Linked DNA regions of Mus musculus: region 2 is linked to region 1. Evidence: chromatin loops called from intact Hi-C (ENCODE). Cell type or tissue: gastrocnemius. All regions are shown on one strand. Each heading gives the region's core, and the rest is flanking DNA. Links, peaks and the distances in the headings are about the cores only.

Evidence for each region. Hi-C counts contacts between places; a loop is a spot of excess contacts. Peaks named below come from ENCODE experiments on the same cell type or tissue, not always from the same donor. Only the 100,000 strongest peaks of a DNase experiment are listed, where the experiment ranks them.
Region 2: a loop joins it to region 1, with 4 times the contacts of the local background. A loop is called at or near these places in 17 of 42 quality-filtered maps.

The regions. Positions count from the first base shown.
Region 1 is chr10:24,617,475-24,627,255 of GRCm38, reverse strand. No RefSeq gene overlaps it. Among named protein-coding and RNA genes, the nearest start is that of Gm15270, 27 kb to the right of the region's middle. In gastrocnemius, for the core only: CTCF peaks have their summits at 1,978 (motif pointing right), 4,511 (motif pointing right) and 5,479 (motif pointing right); DNase peaks (open chromatin) are centred at 1,978, 4,490 and 5,485; H3K4me3 peaks cover 266 bases.
Region 2 is chr10:24,312,347-24,322,127 of GRCm38, reverse strand. No RefSeq gene overlaps it. Among named protein-coding and RNA genes, the nearest start is that of Moxd1, 94 kb to the right of the region's middle. In gastrocnemius, for the core only: no CTCF peak of the experiment used is centred there; DNase peaks (open chromatin) are centred at 4,498 and 4,836; H3K4me3 peaks cover 527 bases; H3K27ac peaks cover 1,283 bases.

The sequences.
Region 1 (9,781 bases), core at 1,025-9,024:
TTTATTGGTTTTTCGAGACAGGGTTTCTCTGTATAAGCCCTGGCTGTCCTGGAACTCACTTTGTAGACCAGGCTGGCCTCGAACTCAGAAATCCGCCTGCCTGTGCCTCCCAAGTGCTGGGATTAAAGGCATGCGCCACCACGCCCAGCTTAAAATTATTTTTTTTTTATAAAACTGTCTTATATCCCACAACCTTGGTAAACTCATATTGGCTCGTCTTAGGATGATTTTTAAGTTCCCCTGATGTTCTCTCATAGACGCCCATGCCATTTGCAAGAGAGAGAATGTCCCTTCTCATTTTCGGCTCTCTGTGGCCTCATTTCTTGGCTTGACTGCACTGATCGTAACACATGATGCTATGCAGCAGTGATTGTGTGCCTCCCAGAAAGGACACATGACATCTTATCGGACACCGCGGACTTCGTAGGTGGGAAGGATGGCAGTATTCGTGGATAGTAAGAGCAAGGTTAACATTTTAATGTACACCTCATCAGAGCATACAAGAAACACGACTGAGTCTTCCACTCCTAACACTGAGGAGCACTGGAGCACACAGATCTCAGTGGCTGGACTGACAATACAGTTCTATGGTAGAGCCTTCTCCTTGATACACGGGCCTAGGATCACCCCCCCCCACACACACACACACAAACACACACATACACACACAAATACACACATACAAACACACACACAAACACACACATACAAACACACACACAAATACATACATACAAACACACACACAAACACACACAAACGCACACAAATACACACATACAAACACACACACAAACACACACATACAAACACACACACAAACACACACATACAAACACACACACAAACACACACATACACACACAAATACACACATACACACACACAAACACACACATACAAACACACACAAACACACACATACACACACATACAAACACACACACAAACACCCCCCACACACAAACACATACACACAAACACACACATACAAACACACACACAAACACACACACACAAACACACACACACAAACACATACACATACAAACACACACACAAACACACCCCCCCCACACAAACACATACACACACAAACACACACATACACACATAAATACACACATTCAAACACACACACATACACACACATACAAACACACACAAGCACACACACACTCCCCAAATGCATTTCATATCACCTAGAAAAATAATACTAAGAAAAATTTGTACTCTGGGAAACATTTTAATAAAACTACATTGTTTGTAATTACATTTTACATTGTAATTATATGAAAATCAGTGATAATATTAATAATTGCTTTTGCGATGATTGCTGTGTGTTCTTTGGGGTTTGATTTTGTTTTTCCCTCCATACTCTAAAGTTCTCATCCTGAGGAAGATAAATGGTAGTAAATTCTAGGTGGCCCTTACAGTTATATTTGATGCAGAAGTGAAAAACCTGTAATCATTTTGCCAAAAATTCCTCTCTCGCGTGATTGCTAAAATACAGTGGATATTATGGGACCTTTGTAATATTTGTAGTATTTGTGAAGTACCAGCCTTCAATATGGTTGGCTTAGGCAATCTTAGGGCCATTTGAAGCTTGTATGTTCGTGAACCAGACACACAGGCGCCACATAAGTTGCTTGGGAAACAAGAATTGCTTATCCAAAGACCTAGAGCCTCATTTCTGAGCATCTACTGAGGGACTCTCAGCGAGGACGACTCACACAGGGAGGCCGGCTTTCTTTGTATCTCGAGCGTCAATGACGTCTGGGCTTGTCGATGGACTCAACACGCACGTGAAAGTGTTTAGTAGGACCGTCAGTGGATTCGGCAACCACCAGGAATATTTGCTAATACGTCAGACTTTGTGTTCGTAGTGACACAGAAGAGGACAAAGGCCTGGAAGCCATAGATGCTTAGGATTCTGTTGTTCTTGCAGATACTTTGTCCTTCTGCGCTACGACTTTCGCCCAGCAGGTGGCGGTATGTGACTGTGAGAACTGCAGCAACAGGCACAGAAGTGAAGAACTTCCGGGAAAAGGGAGGGGGGGGGGCGGTTTAAGAGTCGGGTTTCCTGAAGCTAGCTCCAGGATCATGCTGAATATTCTGCGCATCTGATTAGAGATTTGGATTTGGATATCAAGCTACCTGCTCGTTTATTACTTGAGCATAAACAGATTTATACTAGAGATGAATCTGAGCTTGCTGTCTGGAGTCACTTCCTAATGCCACCTCTCTCAGCACAGTCACATTTGGGCACGTTGAATACAATCTCTGTTTTGGATTATCATCTTATTGGAAGAACGAGTCTACAGTTGTTGCTATTTACCTCTGCTTAGGTGTTTAGATTCCTCACACTCCTTAATTTCACCTCAGATTAACGCATTCAACCCAAAGCGTGTTGCATTAGTCAGTCTATCCAGGTAAACGGGGACAACTGATAAAAAGCATCCGGTGGGTGCTGCAAGCTTTGATCGCCTTCAGGTAGCCAGTCGGAAACTGGCTACTGTGGAAACCCTGCCACTAGATAACATTTTACTGCTGCAGACGATATTTCCCCCTTCTTTAACAGTCTATGAAATGCTCTGCTGAGCCACGCTCCCTTAGCAATGTCCCTTCCCTGGGGGAAGCTTTCTACAAATGTACAAGCCTCCCATTAACTCGTTCCACAAAGTCCAGTCCAAACCTTTAGTGACACTGAATATAATCTCACAATCACTTCTTCTTCCCTTCCCTCTGGCTCTCCCAATCTTTTTCTTATGTCACAAGGTCAAATACTCTCAGTTCATGTGTGTCTTTCTTATAGGCTGAGTGACTATACACAGAGCTATGTGTTCTTGGAGGGCCTTGAGCCCCATGGCTGGCAACAGTGCAGCGACCTTAGTGGCCATGGTAGGTCTTGGCACCTATGAAATGCTCACTAAATGTCTGTGGCTTTGGTTCACTGCTGCAGGATAATTTCACAGTTGTGATATATTCTACCATTTGATTCCAGCCAACTTATTGCTCTTAATTTTCATTTTCAATCATCTTGTTGGTGCATGTCTCCTCTGTCCCCACCCCTCTGCAGTCGTCCATTTTCTTCAAAATCTGGCTGCAGTGCCATTTTCTCTATGGAACTACTGTCTCTGTAGCCTTTGAGCACTGCCGTCTGAGCAATCTGATCTTGCCACACAGTATGAGCCTTTAACTTTGTCCGTCTGCATCTTGAGTTCCAATAAAAGGGGGAAACTAAAGTAATGCACGGTGGTGGGAAAGACCGCAGAGAGGAATGCTGCCCTTCACGAGGGATAGTCTGAGTCTTTCGAAAGTTCCTTCCTTGTTCGACCAGACAGGACCATGATTGATGGATAAAGATTCAGATGTGGGACATGCTGAAGCAGGGCAGGCAAGTCTGTGGAGACCCAGTTCCGTCTATTTGAAGTGGTTGTCTCTTTGCCAGCACTCCCAAGAGAATAGTGGGCTGTTTGATCTCTGGTCCCCATCAAAGGTGCCCTTGACAGACTGCAGCCCAGGTCTGTAAGCTTCCTCATAAACCCATGTTTGGAAAGATATCTCTTGGGTGGGGGGGTTGCGGAGAGGGGGTTATTTTGGTTTGAAACTGGAAGAAAGGAGGCTTGAAACTTAGTTGGAAGTGAGAAATATCAAGGTGGGGCAGGCAATGAATCTGGAGGGGACAATATCCTGTGAGTAAAAACAGTGGGTCTTGAGGCGGTTTCTGAGATGCTTGGCTGTTAACTCTCTCATCAGCCGCCCTCCTTGTCCTACTGGCTTGGCCCTGCAAGGCTGGGGTGCGGTCATTGATGCGTCTCTCCAGCTCCCGTTCCTAACTGGAACTGTTCGTTCTGCTAACGATCCCAAAACAACTTTTGTTTTGGGAAAGATGACCAAGCAGTCGCTTGTTAAGAATCCACTGAACCCCTCTTTCAGACCAGGAACAGTGGAAGATTCACAGCAGAGTAGGGTAGATAGAGACACAAATATACACACCATGTCTTGCTGTTGTTGCTGTGGTTATATACATACTGTGTCTTCCTGTTGTTATTTTGGGCTATGTGGATAATTTTCATTTGCCGGGGAAGTCAGACAGATTTAAGGCAAATGGGCATATTCTTTTCTAGCAGGAAAGGGACACTGTAGAGCCTTGGCAAGCTTCACCACTGAACCATTATGAGCCCCTGAGTCTCCATATGCTTCAGAAAACTCCCAACAGAACGCTCAGGGGAGCCATAACAAATTGCTTGGCATTTCTGTAGAAGACTGACAATATTCCTCACCTACTCTCATCTCTAATTGATGTCCTGTTTTTCCTTTTGTTAATCTTGCCAGGTACAGTATTGCTGTCTGTCCTTCTTAGATGGTGTGATCGAGAATTACTTAATATGTGTTTTGGAAAAGATCTATTATTTTTATTTTACAAGTATGAATGTCCCGCTTAGATGCATGTTCATGTAGTACCCAAAGAGCCCAGAAGAGGGCGGTGGAATCCACGGAACTGGAGGGCCAGATGGTTGTGCGCCACCATGTGGATACAGGGAAAATCTCACTGGGTTCCTCGGAATAAACAGCATAATGCTTTTAACTGCTAAGCCATTTCTTCAATGTTTTGTAGTCTCAAGTTGTGAACGTATCTTGGGCCTTGTCCACAGAAATTCTCTGCAGCCTGGCTTGCAAATACACTTTTCCAAAAATCTTTCCACATTGCTTTAAGCCAAGTGGCCTGGAGATTATAGAGTTTTTAAGTCCTAAAATCGTTTTATATTAATCCTTCGGCTTGTATTTCTCAGACTACATAGGTAGGACTATGTCAAACCTCAAACTGCTTTTGTGGGAAGAACCATGATTACAGCCCCCCTCCCCCATCCAGACTAAATAATTTTTCTTCTTGGACTCGTGGAGTAGATATTGTAGCTCATTCTTTCCATGAAGATGTGGTAACGTTGGAGTCCTGGTTTACGGGAAGACTGGCCGTGGTACGGAGGACGGAGTTTCAACTTTACCTCTTACACTTACAATTTCCTATGCTCTGCTCACAAGAGTGCTACGACCCAGGACCCTGGTTGCTGACAGCAGAAGTCTCCCTTCCAGGGATGCCTGTGGTCCACACAGCTGAAGGTGTTCATTTTTTCATGATTTCAAGGTGCTGCAGAAATTCCCATTATTACTGAAGGCTCAGCAATAGATTTTTAAAGAATATTTATTCTTGTGGCAGAAGCAAATAATCTATTTTAGGCATGGCCCATATCACAAGTTTTTACTGTTCAAGTATGGTCACTTGCCTTGATTTAGTTACTTTAGTCAGTTTGTATATGCTAAGCTATTTCGGCACCTCCTTTGGGTGGCCTTGCCCTCGCCTGCAAATCATTCGAGAACGTGGTCAAATTGTTCCTTACAGAGGGGGTCAACCCCTTTTTCCCAAGAGCCAGCGGAAAGAACCTGAAAGTCCTTCAGGGCTGCTATGCCAGTTTCTGCCACTTGGTGGCACTGTCGAACACGGGTCCTCCTGGCTTCGGGGTACAGAATTTGGTATTTCTCTTTCCTCCTTGGAGGTAGCCTCATTTGGACAGCAAGGTTACACTTCTTAGTTCAATCAGATTTCTGGCCATTGTATTCCGTGTCTACATCACCTTTTGGCTCCAGCCAACCAAGAGTTTAGAGTTCAAATATTTTGGTGAATATGAACCTTCCTCCATCAATAATATCTAATTAAAAACAGTAATGGATACAATGCCTCACCATTTTGCAATGGTTCCATACACAGGCAGCAATGGAGCCCAGCAGGAAAACGACTTATCCCGAAGAATTCTACAAGTTGATAAAAGATAATTGACTGGTGGCAGTACCACCGTGACTTTGGACCCCAGGTCGTGGCACACAGTTAGATGTATCTCTGGATACAGTACCCATGGATGTTACATTTTTTTTTCCAGGTCTACAGAATTTTCTGAGATTTGAGAGAGCTAGTTAATTCTTTAAGAAATGAAAATAGTAAGTAGAATCAAATTAGATTTCTTTTTACATGGAGGACAAAACAGTATGTCAATTATTCAATTAGTTTGAGTCCTGAGAATTATGTCTAGAGTGCGTGTGAGACTTTCCAAGTAGGTATGCTCTCATTGCTGAGTTCTTCATACAACTTCTCTGAAGACAGCTCTGCCGAGGCAAGTTTAAAATGATAACACAGATGTTCCAGAAACATCTTCAGATGACGGAGTGTTGTTTTATTTCTGATTCTTTTCCTCCTCCTCTCTGAGCAGTGGCGCTGATGGTGATGTTTGTCTTTACACAGCTTTTACCATGCAAAGCATATTGGTGCCCTTGACTCTACTCTACAGTTCTGGAAATGTGTGAAATGAGTTAACCCTCCTGCCAGTCCATGCAGGCGCACATTTAATATTATCCCTGAGCTATGAGGAGTCCAGATTTGCTATGTTGGAGCTGAACTTCAAAAGCTAACATTTATGGGGAAGTTTCCTATAAGAAAGTCTATTTTGGGAATTTATTAATCCCTGCTCTCTAAGTGCAGTGAGTCCCATCAGTGTGTTTGGCCTCCGTTGCTTGGAAGCAATCTATGGCCAGTTTAAGACTTGTCAATTATACAGTCACCTCCAAAAAATAGTATTTATTGGTTGACCCTAAGCCCATGTAACAGACTAACTCACAGATAGCATTGACATTCAACCATCCACTAATACCTCATCTAGAAGGAGCACATTCCGTTCAGAACAGAGAGCTCCTAGGCGCCTCTTCATCTGGTCTCTACGCGAGAGCCTTCGTGCATGCCCAAGTCAGGATCTGAGCATAAGAGCTAATGAAAATGACCCAAAACATATGATTTGCTAGGGAATCGGGTTTGTCTAGCAAATAAGGGCTCCCATTTTTCAGTACGTATGAGGACATGGCTAGATAGCTTCCGATGCAGCAAGGTGTTCTAGAGGTGGTGAGAAGTGAAAAGTGGTTATCAAATACTTTACACATCACAAAAAAATAGTTTGTGCTAAACATGGATGTGATTACACACACCGACTTGAAATAGAGCGCCACTGCCCAACGGAAGTGTGAGGTGTGCAATTCAAAACTTTCAGGAGTGTCATTTAAAAAGAGAGAAATAGGTAAAATTAATAACAACGATTTATGATATATTAATTTATATAGAAACTTACATAAATTTATTTGTTTATGATGTATGTATATTAATTTATATAGAAACTTACATAAATTTATTTGTTTATGATGTATGTATATTAATTTATATAGAAACTTACATAAATTTATTTGTTTTTCATATAGATTATCACTAATAATATATTTTAATATGTTAATGCTATATACCACATGCTAGTGATAGGTTTTATTTAACACAATATTATTATTTTGGCATATAAACAGCATGCACTTCTTGATATTTTTATATGTTTCAAAATAATTAATACTGGAAATTTGGTTAGATGTGTGAGGGAGGAAGCCTTGGGGCCACTCAGTGAATAGAGATTTGAGCTAAGATCTGAGCCGAGAGCCAGAGCCCTCTGGAGAATCAGAGAGAGTGAGCTGTGATGGCAACAGCTGGCTCCCACTCTTCCCAGGGGTCCCCCTCCACACCCATCTCATAACTCAGACCCCCGAGTCCCCTCCCCCCTCAGTTAACACTTGGGTTTTGTCTTAGTTCAGGTTTCTATTGCTGTAACAAAACACCATGACTAAGAAGCAAGTTGGGGAGGAAAGGGTTTATTCGGCTTATACTTCCACATTGTAGTCTGTTACTGAAGGAAGAATTCATTTTTCAACTTTCTCATTTTCTTATATTATTTGACCCCCCCCCCACAGGTTTACATAGGGGTGTGTGTGTGCGCATGTGCGCGTGTGTGTGTGTTTGGGGGGGGGTGCATGCCCACATACAGACCCCTGTGTGGGCCTCTGAAGAGTTCATAGGCTCTAGCACCTGTGTACTCCCCAGAAGACATTGAAGCTCAAAGGATGTTTGATCCAGGAACTATTCTAAGTGAGGCAAATGTATGCCAGACATGCACCTTGCAAAGAAACAGAAATTACATGTCTAGCACCATCCAAAGGTCGTCAGCTCCTGCTTCCACGTTCCTGCCCTGAATGGATGCCTGTCCTGACTTCCTCCAATGATGTACTGAGATCTGGAAGTGTAAGCCAAATAAATTCTTCCCTCCCCAACTTAATTTTTGGTCATGGTGTTTCATCACAGCAGTAGTAACCCTAACGAGGACAATATCCTTACAAACAAACAAACAAACAAACAAACAAACAAACAAAAAAACCCAAACCCAGCCAAAGGCAGAATTTGATGCGGGAAGTTGGTCTGTTTTAATGTTTTAAATGATGTAGAGGGGAACCTCCGTTATAAGAATATGCAAGGCTGCCTTAGGTCCCAATCCTGAAGACATTCCCACCCATCTTAAAATTGGCTCTTCCTTCCGGTGGGTAGGGGATTCTACCTGGTAGACAGGGAAGTACTCTGGAGAGAGTCAGTGGGCTATTGCTGGGCACGGTAATTTGGCTGGCAGTGAGAATGTTGTCCCATCAACCCTTTCCTTTATTTGAATATGCAAATATTACTGGAATGGTTACAGGAGATGGCAAATCTGTCTGGTCCCCAGGAGACTGATGATGTTTTAAAGATACAGATACTCATGCAGTGGGAGAATGAGCCTGAAGAGAGCGATGGGATCGAATTCAGAATGAAGGATTTAATTCAGAAATTAAAATGTGCAAGAAGCTTCGGAACGCCGTACCTGCTGTGGTTTAAGTGGCAAATAAGTTCGAATTCCTGCATCCCTAGCTGGTGGTGCTGCTTCGAAAAGTTACAAAGCATCTGCGAGGTTACAAAACGTTCAGCTTTGCCGAAGGAAATACCTCACGGGGGCGGGCTTTGAGGTTTCATATCCTGGACTTCATTTCCTGTTCTCGCTCCACTTCCTGACTACTACTGTAATGTGTCAACCAGTTATGCTCCCGCCACCGTGCCTTCCCTCCTGGAGTTATCACCTAAGGAACTGTAAACCGAAACCCTTTACGATGCTTTTGTCTGTATTATTTAGTCACAGTAAGAGAAGCGAAACTAAGACAACCGTATAAATATTTCATCAGCTGGTGGAAAGATATACTGAAGGTGGTTTCACTAATTGGTAGATTAAATTACTGTTCCCAAGTCTTCATTCCCTGCCTGACGAGAGCATCAAGCATCACCCACACATTGTCATGGGACTTGCAGAGATCTGTTTCTGCAAACTACACTCTATACCTGCTTGGCCATGTGACTTGCTTCGGCCAATGGGAACCCAACGATGCCCCGCCCAAGTATTAGCGAGATTGACAATGGTGTTCTTGCTCTCACATCGGTGTCTAGAAGAATGTTGTGTTTACACTGGTATCCGGAGTGAGAAGTAACCCAGAACACAACGCTAGTAACAGAAACCCAGCTAATAGGCAAATGTGTGGAAGTAAATGTTTCTCGAGTCACTGAAATGTCGGGAAAGCCATAGTAAGGCTGAGTAATATTGGTTTCCATGAGGAAAACTCACCTTGCTGAGAACATTCTCATGATTTTTATTGATGTAATTTGAAAAAGTTTCATATCACGTGGCAGTAGAGACAACCAGCATGATCATTTTTCCCAGAATGATGTTCCGTGAACTATATGCTATAAAGCTGTGCTTGAGTAGAAGTTGACTTTTCATAAAAGGGTAGTTCCTGTGTGTCACCGTGCCATGAGTCCCACGTCAGGATGCTGGGAGTGAGATCATGA
Region 2 (9,781 bases), core at 606-8,605, 300 kb after region 1:
AAGGGTGAAGAGTTTGGGGATCACCTCCAAATTCTGCGTACTGTAGTCTTCCCCACCCCTCACATCCAGTGAGCTGTCAGCCCTGGCACTGTCTCCCTTTCTTTCCTCTGCATTACTGTCAGATAAGAATGCATGAAAACAGTGGAAGACATGGGAGTTAGTGACAGCGTCTTCGACCCAGGTTAAATTCCTCCCAATGCTAAAATTTTATGAAAACCTTAAATATACAGATCTGGAGGAAAAGCTATTCCCATTTCAACCATATTAACACTTTTAAACTATAGGGGCCAATAGAGCGATTTCTTTTAATTCTATTACATGTCTTCTGTTACCAGACATTACATATATAGCTCTTCTTTTTTTTCTTTTTTTCTTAGATATTTTCTTCATTTACATTTCAAATGCCCTTTCCTAGCTCCCTCTCTGAAAATCCCCTATACCCTCTCCCTGCCCTGCTCCCCAACCCACCCACTCCCGCTTCCTGGCCCTGGCATTCCCCTGTACTGGGGCATAAAATCTTTGCAAGACCAAGGGCCTCTCCTCCCATTGATGGCCAACTAGGCCATCCTCTGCTACATATGCAACTAGAGACACAAGCTCTGGGGGGTACTGGTTAGTTCATATTGTTGTTCCTCCTATAGGGTTGCAGACCCCTTTAGCTCCTAGGGTACTTTCTCTAGCTCCTTCGCTGGGGGCCCTCTGTTCCATCCAATAGATAACTGTAAGCACCCATTTCTGTATTTGCCAGGCACTGGCATAGCCTCACAAGAGACAGCTATATCAGGGTCTTGTCAGGAAAATCTTGCTGGCATATGCAATAGTGTCTGGGTTTGTTTATGGGATCACACAGCTCTTCTTAAAGCAGAACCTCGATATCTCTAACTTTGAGAATTTTTTTTCTGATACTGTCTGTGCTCTCAATTAAGATATATTCAATAAACTAATTGATTATGTTGATATTTAGTAAATATGTGGTAAGTGAGTGTGTCACCTGCCTCTTTCACAGGAATAAAGTAAGAGTCAGATAAGAATTCTCTCTACTTAGATTAGTTATTGCCCCTAACTTCAGATCACAGGAGAAAGAATATTATAATAGGTGTGTCCCAGGAGCAAAGAGTATCCATAAAATAGTTTTCAAAAAGTATGCTTTATCACCAACACTAAAATTGCTCAAAGAAATAATTACTTTTTAAATAATATACGTAGCACATCACTCAGACTTTTTCTAAAGCACTCGTTCTGGCTATGATGACACACTTTAAGTTTCTCCAACCCCTCGAGTTAGCACTTTGGCTATGTTGACAGTATTCTCTTAACTTTACCAGAATCTCAGGCTCCTATTAATCCACAGAACCACAAAGTCTTGCTGCGGAGTCTACCACCAACACATGTTAATTGATACTGCCTTTAGCATCAACTTCAAAGCTATCCAAAATGTAAATATTATATGCTTTTCAAAAGTAAGGCACCATCCAATTACTGGGCAGATGTTGGTGAGAGAGGATTAGAGCATAGATACAGACTGACGAGTTACTTAAAAAAAAAGTGCTCTTTCTGTCACACAATTGACAAGCCCCTCATCAAAAGGATGTGCAAAATATTTTGAAATTCTAGGTCAAATATCACGCTCTATTTCCAAGAACCAATAAAGCCTATTTGCTACCACACAGAGAAAGCACTTGTTTTTGTAGGCTCAGAGGCTCTTCAGAAAGCAAACTGGGGCCATCCATTCTGCCGCTACTCTGCTAACATGCATGCCAAATGATGGGTTGGTTGGGTATTTGAAGTTAGATACTTAGCAAATGTCACTTATTGTTGCAATGAAAGACTGAGTTTAGATTGAAGAGCTTTAAAAAATACCTTCAGGAACCTAACCTTAAAGCAACGATTGAACAAGTGTTGCCCAAAATAGATAGAAAATATGTTATTATCTTCTTAATATCCAAATGTTGAGTTCCAGAGCAGCACAGCACTGGGTTTAGACGGATCATCCATTACTCTCAGGTGCCAAATGACTTACTCACCTGAAGCTTCCGTTCATGAGGAGAATGGCAGCTAGACACTGAGAAGAAAACTAGACTTAAAAAAAGATGAAAAGAAAAGAATAACACGAGGTTGATTAAACCCCAGTCTGCAGAAGTACATTATAACTTTTACTTCATGATTATAAAACTAAATTTAGATATTCAACAATAACATCCAATACCTGAAGCCAATTGAATTGAGTTTCTGAGAACTAAGAAAAATTAATGAAATGAAATGGGTCATTTTTTAAGGGAAATAACTTCTGCACCATAAAAGACAGCCGCTTTTTAAATTATACCAATTGGATTAGGGTTTTGTTCTCTTCCCTATAAAGGTGGTTTTAGTTAAATATAGTAACCAGAATCTACAGTTTTGGCTTCCCTGCTTTGGGCATTCTTAGGTTCAATTACCAGCATTTTTAGTTTTACACAGTTGTTCCAAGAACATACCTTTTCTCAAAAGCCAGAACATCCTCTATGTTCAAAGAGACAATTTAAGCAAAAGGTCAAAAAAAGCAGACTCCCTAAAAATGTACTTAACTTGCTTCTCGGAATTCATGCACAGCTGACTTTCTTTAGTTCAGTCTATTCTAAAGAGCAAACTCCCTTGAGGAATTCATAGCTAGAACTCCACGACCTAAACTAGTATTGATATCCTAGATGACATTAGCCACAAAGATTCGGTTAATCCCTTGAGGGTCACTCTGATTTGAAGCATTGGGAGATCAGCAGTGAAATCCTAATTGTATAGTGTCTCTAGTAGGAGTGGTGGATACAGGATGTAATGGAAGGATGTGTAGTAGTCGTATTTATGCTACGTTATGGGGACACGTTGAAATAGTAACAAGTGAACACCTAGAATATAAGGAGGCCAGGAGTCATGAGTGATTCACGGGAACTTTTAATGGTTAAACATCATTAAAACCAAGGTTGATTCTGGTCACTCCCATAGCTATTTGTATAATCAGTAGTAGAACAATGTGTCTTCTGATGGATAAGGAAACTTACTACATTTTCAAAGGTCTGATCCATGCAAGATACTCAGAGACAGCTCTTTGTTGGGTGGTGCAAATTCATAGGGTCTATGGACATGAATAGACCCTACTCATAGGATAAGTGTGTGGAGTTTAAGACAGCATAAGGGCATGGGTCAGAAAGTGGAGGCACGGGGTAAGGTAAGAGAAGGGTAAAGAAAGGAGAGGGGGTTGCATAGTGTAGCCAAAATTATTAGGGTGACCCAAAGACCTTAAAATAAAGAATGGGAAATATTAAATAGGTGTGCAGCCACTCATTGTGATACCTTACAATATTTTACCTAAACTTTGGTAAAATCTGAAATGAACATTGCACTTGTGAAGTCTTGCTTAACTATTTTCAAACATTAGCACAAATCTTGGTGATTTCATCTGACCATCTGTCTCCCTGAGAATCTATCAGCGGAATGGAAACTTTCTCACAATCTGTTTCTGTAGTGCATCCCACAAACGGTCTAGAATTTACCGCCTGAATTACAACATTGATTCAGATCTCTGCCTCATTGAACTGGAGATGGCTTCTGGGTAAAGACACTTGCTATTAAAGTCTGACAGCCTGAATTTCAGCCCTAGAATTACACAGTGATGAGAGAGAACTGGCTCCTAGGAATTGTCCTCTGACCTCTGCATGCACACACATGAATACGTAAAATGAAATAAATAAGATAAATTCTCTAATCTATAATCCTATGTGCTTTTTAGTAAAGGGACTTTCCAATTCAGTTTTATAGCCTCCACATCTTAGTGCTCACCTAACACCCAATCAACATTCAACACATGTTGGTTGACGTGAGCCAGTCATGGGAGTTTTATTATAAAAACTATAATAAATAAGGGTTTCAGTAACAAAGTAAAGGTTGCTATTCAGATAGGCAGGCTGATCTGAAGGTGAATTCTATAACTTTAGTATCTAAAGTATACTTTAATGCTTTCTAGGTCATTGCCCGGGATACAACGGCCCTTCCAACAGCATTTGCACAGTTGATTGCTTGCTAGTCATTTTTTTCTGAGAGTCAAGCACACCTGCACCAACCTGACATTGAGAGTAAGAATCTAGGAAGAGTTTGAGAAGGGAATTAGACATAGGGGAAATGGGAAAGGGGGAAAATGGGAGGAAGTCAATATTAAAATTTGAGACTGTGGTAAAGAAAATATTATTAAAATGTCTCGGAGTATTTTGATAGGGTTGGAAGTATCTAGGTCAAATAAGGTCCCAGACGTGTGTTTCCATGTTGACACTGTTGGAGCCAGATGAGACTCTGATTCTCCCGGGTCTCCTCCTTATTCCTTAGGTGCCACATACGCATCCGACTCACGTCAAAACAGAAAGCTGGACTCCTCCTATAAGAATGTGCTGGCAGGCAGTCTGGGTGACCTTTAAGAATCAGTCATTCCAAATGGGCACTGGAGCGGAGGGAGTAAGCCTGGACCGCCTCACATCCACAGACGCTGGCAAGGAGGCGCACCTCCAGTTACAAGCAGCACAATTTTGTGTGTGTCTGTGTGTGTGTTTTCAAACTGCCTGCCCAGACCTTCCAGTATTTTCCATAGACCTGCTGCAGAAAATAATGCCAGCCCCAAGTTGAACAGGATGTGAAAACTCTCCCTCCCTCTTCTGAGACAGTCTCCCTCCCATGCTACAGCTCCGGATGGATGCTGGCCGCCTTTACTCAGCCCTGTGTGATTTGCGTAAATTGTTGTAGCAGCCAGATCTCGAGAGCAAATACTGGGCTATCTTCTTCCCGTGTCAGTGAGTTCGTCCTTTGTCCCACGGCAGCTGGCACTGCGCCACAGTCGGAACTGGTCCTACACCAGGCTTATTGGCTCACTATGGGTAAACACAGCTGACCAGCGGCCTCCAGTCTTTCTGTCCTTACTCAGCCTTTTTAAAAAACCTTTCCAAGATTAGGGTCCAACTGCCTACGCTTAGTCTTTCATTAGAGACCATGTGGAGTAGGGTGGGGGCCACCAATACAGAACTTGGGTGGACTTTTAAAGCTAAATAGGAATTATGATTGTAGGATATTATACCACTTTGGTATTTCTGAAAGCTCCTATGAGTGAAATGTCAAGGTTTTCCTTTTGAATATTAATGGAAGTAGCTCTTATTCAAGTGAAAACACATATGTGCCCACTCACACATATGTACACCTACACATGTGCACACTCACATGCTTTCCTACACAGACCTGGATTTCTAAGGGCATGGGTGACTATTACTTTCTTTGTGGCACAGTGTGTGTGTGTGTGTGTGTGTGTGTGTGTGTGTGTGTGGTGTTGTATGTATGTTGTATGTATGTGTTATATGTGTGTGTATGTGTGTGTTGTGTATTGTGTTATGTGGGAGAGGTGTGTGTGTATGTATGTTGTGTGGTGTGTGTATGTGTGTTGTGTGTGTGGTATGTGTACATGTAGTTGTGTGTTGTATGTGCATGTTATGTATGTGTATTGTGTGTTATGTGTTCATGTTGTATGTGTTACATGTGGTATGTATATGTGGTATGTGTGTGATTAAGAATGTTAATTTCTCTGCATTCCCACCCTTGTATACAGTGCACTGGGATTACACTCACTCCTATGACCTTCTGTCCTCCCCTTCTCATGTTCGTCTGGTTCTTTCTCTTCCCGTTTTGCTTTAAGCCCTTCCCCATTTCTTTGTTCGGACCCATACAGATAGTGGCTCCTCACGAGCTCATGATCATTATGTCCATGCTATATCCAGAGCACAGCACCCGACTGCTCTCCTCCCCACGTTGTTTCCTGTTGTCCTTCCATGGTGCTCCTTGAAGCACAGAGGAGCTGGAAGAAATGTTGAATCTGGGGCCAAAATTAGTTTACAACTTTTAAGGTTAAAAAAAAAAAAAGCAAGCAAGCAAACAAACAAACAAAAAACCCTGGTGTTTGGCTTCCAAAAGCATAGTTTCTGAGAACAGTAGATATAATAAGCATTTTTTCCTAAATGTGACATTTCACTCCTGGTGGAAGAGCCTAGTTAGGAAGGAAGTGATGTCACCATCCAATCAGAGTTCTGATCATTCCAGACACTTGGTTATCAGCTATTGATGTTCACATTGCATTCAGTGGTGAGAGCTGACTTTATATGAAGGTCTAGTGATGAAAAGATATTTTCCATTTTGACTACATCAGTAGACAAACTACTCATTTATAATTAAGTACAGGATGTGCTTATGCAAATGAATAGAATTTATATTTTCCTAAAAACCCGTTTATTGGCAATACCTTCCCATTATATCATATGGGAATAAAATTTCGGGAATCTTAACACTCGTTCTGTCTTATCATTTGTGTCCTTTGCCAAATCCTTGGGAGCCTTTACCAAAGCTGGCACTGTATGTTGCCGATGTGCACCTCCACGTGGGTGTCATGCCCATGGCATCCCTCTACTGTTTACTTCCTGTTCTCATGGCAACACTGGTTAAAGGCTGGTGGCAATTTCCATGCTTCAGCCAGAGAGCTGTACTGCCTAGAACTTTGCTCTGCCATACACATGACCGAAGCATTGCCCTTCAAAGCTTCCAGCAAAAGGCTCAGACAGAACACAGCCGTAGTCTCAGCCACATGCTTTTTTTTTTTTTTTTTTCCTTTTCTTTTCTTAGTTTTTCAAGACAGGGTTACTCTGTGTAGCCCTTGCTGTCCTGGAACTCACTTTGTGGACCAGGTTGGCTTCGAACTCAGAAATTCGCCTGTCTCTGCCTCCCAAGTGCTGGGATTAAAGGTGTGCGCCACCACCACCTGGCTTTCAGCCACATACTCTTTAAGCCTTCATTCCCATCTGAAGCTTAATCGGCATCACCTTTACTGCCCACAATTCTACCAGCAACCTGGCATTCTGAGACTCCACAAGAATGGCCCAACCAGAAACAGCATTCTGAACTTTTTCTAACCTGCTCTGTGCAATTTTTCTAATTCACTTTCATGGCTTTATTTGAAAGCCATCTCCTCACTACCAGGGATATAGCTATAGTCAATGACCTCACTTATAGGCATCAATCTCTTGTATTAATCAGTATCCCATCCAAAATCAAGATAATAATATTAGAGAGGAATAACCTTAATAAGGAATAGATAATTGTAATAATAATCTTATAGTTATAGTAATAATCTTGATAATATTAATAAGAAAAAGAGGTTAACTCAGCTCATGATTTTAGAGATCCTGGTGCATGACTGGTTGTGTTGTGTTTTCCTTCACGTGGCGGCTCCTCGGGGTTCAAGAGAGAAAGGTACAGTGGCCAAGCGTGGGTTTGCCTAAGGTGCTCCACAAAGGCCGTGGGGGATTTGAAGCACAGGGTTGGCATGGTAGCGACTCGCCAGTGGGAACCTAGCGAACTGTGTGGAGAGATTGTGGAGTTCAGAGTCAGAATCTCCACAAGATAAAAATAGGTTGCACACCAGTGCATGGTTGGCCAGAATGCTGGGCTAGAGGCAAAAGTGGGGGAACGTGCGGTTCCATCATTTTTTAATATTCCCCGCAACAGGTTACACCATTGCTTTTTGGGTTTAGGGCAAGGCAGTATACTGTGGGAGTGTGAATAGTCCGAAATTGCATACCCTATAGCCAGAAAAGACAAAAAAAAGAGGTCGGGTCTACTTACTCCAAAGGAATTCCTCCTTTCCTCCTCTATGGCAATAGCTCTCACAGGGACCCCGCATCATCTAGGCCAGGCCATCACTGCCTTCCAACGGTGCCACATTGAGAATCAAGTCTTGAACAATGGTCTTTTAGGAACTTTCCTGATCCAAACTATAGTCATATAACCAGCTATTGGGTCTTTTCCCCCTACAGTTTCTAAATAAGAAAAATAATCGTTTTTCTTATTATTTAATCATATTAAACTATTAACACACTAGAAATGCCTTGGTACCGGAACAGCTCATGCTATGGCGGTAAAGTGCAGCTATTCTGAATCACTTCCTATTCCCATTCTTGACAGACAGGCCGACCAGAAAACGAAGTGCAGCCTGTCATCTACAGAGCCACATTCCAGATCCTCGTCTCAGTTTTTACTGACTCCCTGGATCCTTCAGAGCAAGACTCTACCTCCTCAAGAGCAGGACACTGGACCAGAGCATTACAGAGCAGTGTGTGGGGTGGGCACGGCCTAAAGAAGGGGGCGTGGCAGCTTATCATTGCTTGGGAGGTAGTTTTTTTGGTTTTTCGAGACAGGGTTTCTCTGTGTAGCCTTGGCTGTTCTGGAACTCACTTTGTAGACCAGGCCAGCCTTGAACTCAGAAATCCGCCTGCCTCTGCCTCCCGAGTGCTGGGATTAAAGGCGTGCGCCACCACGCCCGGTTTTTGCGCGGTAGTCTTACATCTTCAACCTGATCCTTTGCTTTTAACCTGTGAAAGACCGAACTACTTCTCAAGGAAGAATTAATTATGCTGTACACGCCATTTGGCACCGGGCTAATAACACAATGCTTATTATTGCAATGACTTTTGTGATAGCTAATCGAGAAAATACCCTATAACTGGATTTTATGGAGGTACTTCCTCAGCTGAGGCTCCTTTCTCTGTGATGGATGGTTCTAGCTTGTGTCAACACACAGAGAGTCAGCCAGTACCAAATAACCAAAGAGTAAGTTGAGGAGGATAGCGGTTACACTTCCACAGTGCTGCTCATCACCAAAGGGCAGGAACATGGAGGCAGGAGCCAAATCAGAGGTCATGGAGGGATGCTGCTTACTGGCTTTCTCGGCCTGCTTTCGTATAGAACCCAGGACTGCTTTCCCAGGGGCGACAACACTCACAGTGGGTTGAGTCATCCCCCATAAATTGCTAACTAAGAAAATGACTTACAAGCTTGCCTGCAGCCCAAATTTACCGAGGCATTTTTTAAATCGAAGTGTCCTCCTCTCAGATGACTTTAGCTTGTGTCAAGTGTCACAAAACTAGTCACTACAGGTTTGCACAAAATTTCTTTCAAGAAGTGTATAAAATGACGTTTATCTTTTGTCTTATGACAGAATAACGGGAAGTTTAAAATTTCAGTTAAACCATGCATGGGGGTATATGCCTATAATCATGTCACTGAGGGCTTGGACACAGAGGATCAAGGCCAGTCTTGGCTACTTTGCTAGTTTGATGAGATAGATAGAAATATAGATATATAGACAGATAATAGATAGGTACAGATAGTCAGATAGATGATAGATTATAGATGGTACGTAGATATTAGAGAGATAGCTGAGAGATAAATATATAGATATATAGAGATGATAGGTAGATAGATAGCTAGTAGACAGACAGACAGGAGCTTAAGGCAGCTGGTCATACTACATTCTAATTTGTCGTGAAACTTCTCAAATCCTTTCTTGTGTTTTAAAGATGTACAGTACATTATCTGAAATCTCCCTATTTTTGCAATAGCGCACCAGAAACTCTTGCTTCTTCCTCTCTTCTTCCTACAACCCTTTAATCAGGTCTTCCCTTTCTAAAGTTGGGATTGATTCCACAAATTTATCTTTCTGTCTGAAAAGTAACATATGAACCACAAGAGGGCGCTGTGCTCATCGTTTACTCAAAAACAAACCTAAATTCTCACTAGCTTAGAGCCATTCTGGATTGTTCCAGAAAGTTTCAAGTGTTTGAAAAAAAAAAAAAACAACAAAAAACGAAACAGAGCAAAACAAACAGAAAACAAACTTCTTATGCCTGTATCTTGTACTGAGATGTTTTTGAAACTGGAGAATTCGTTTTGA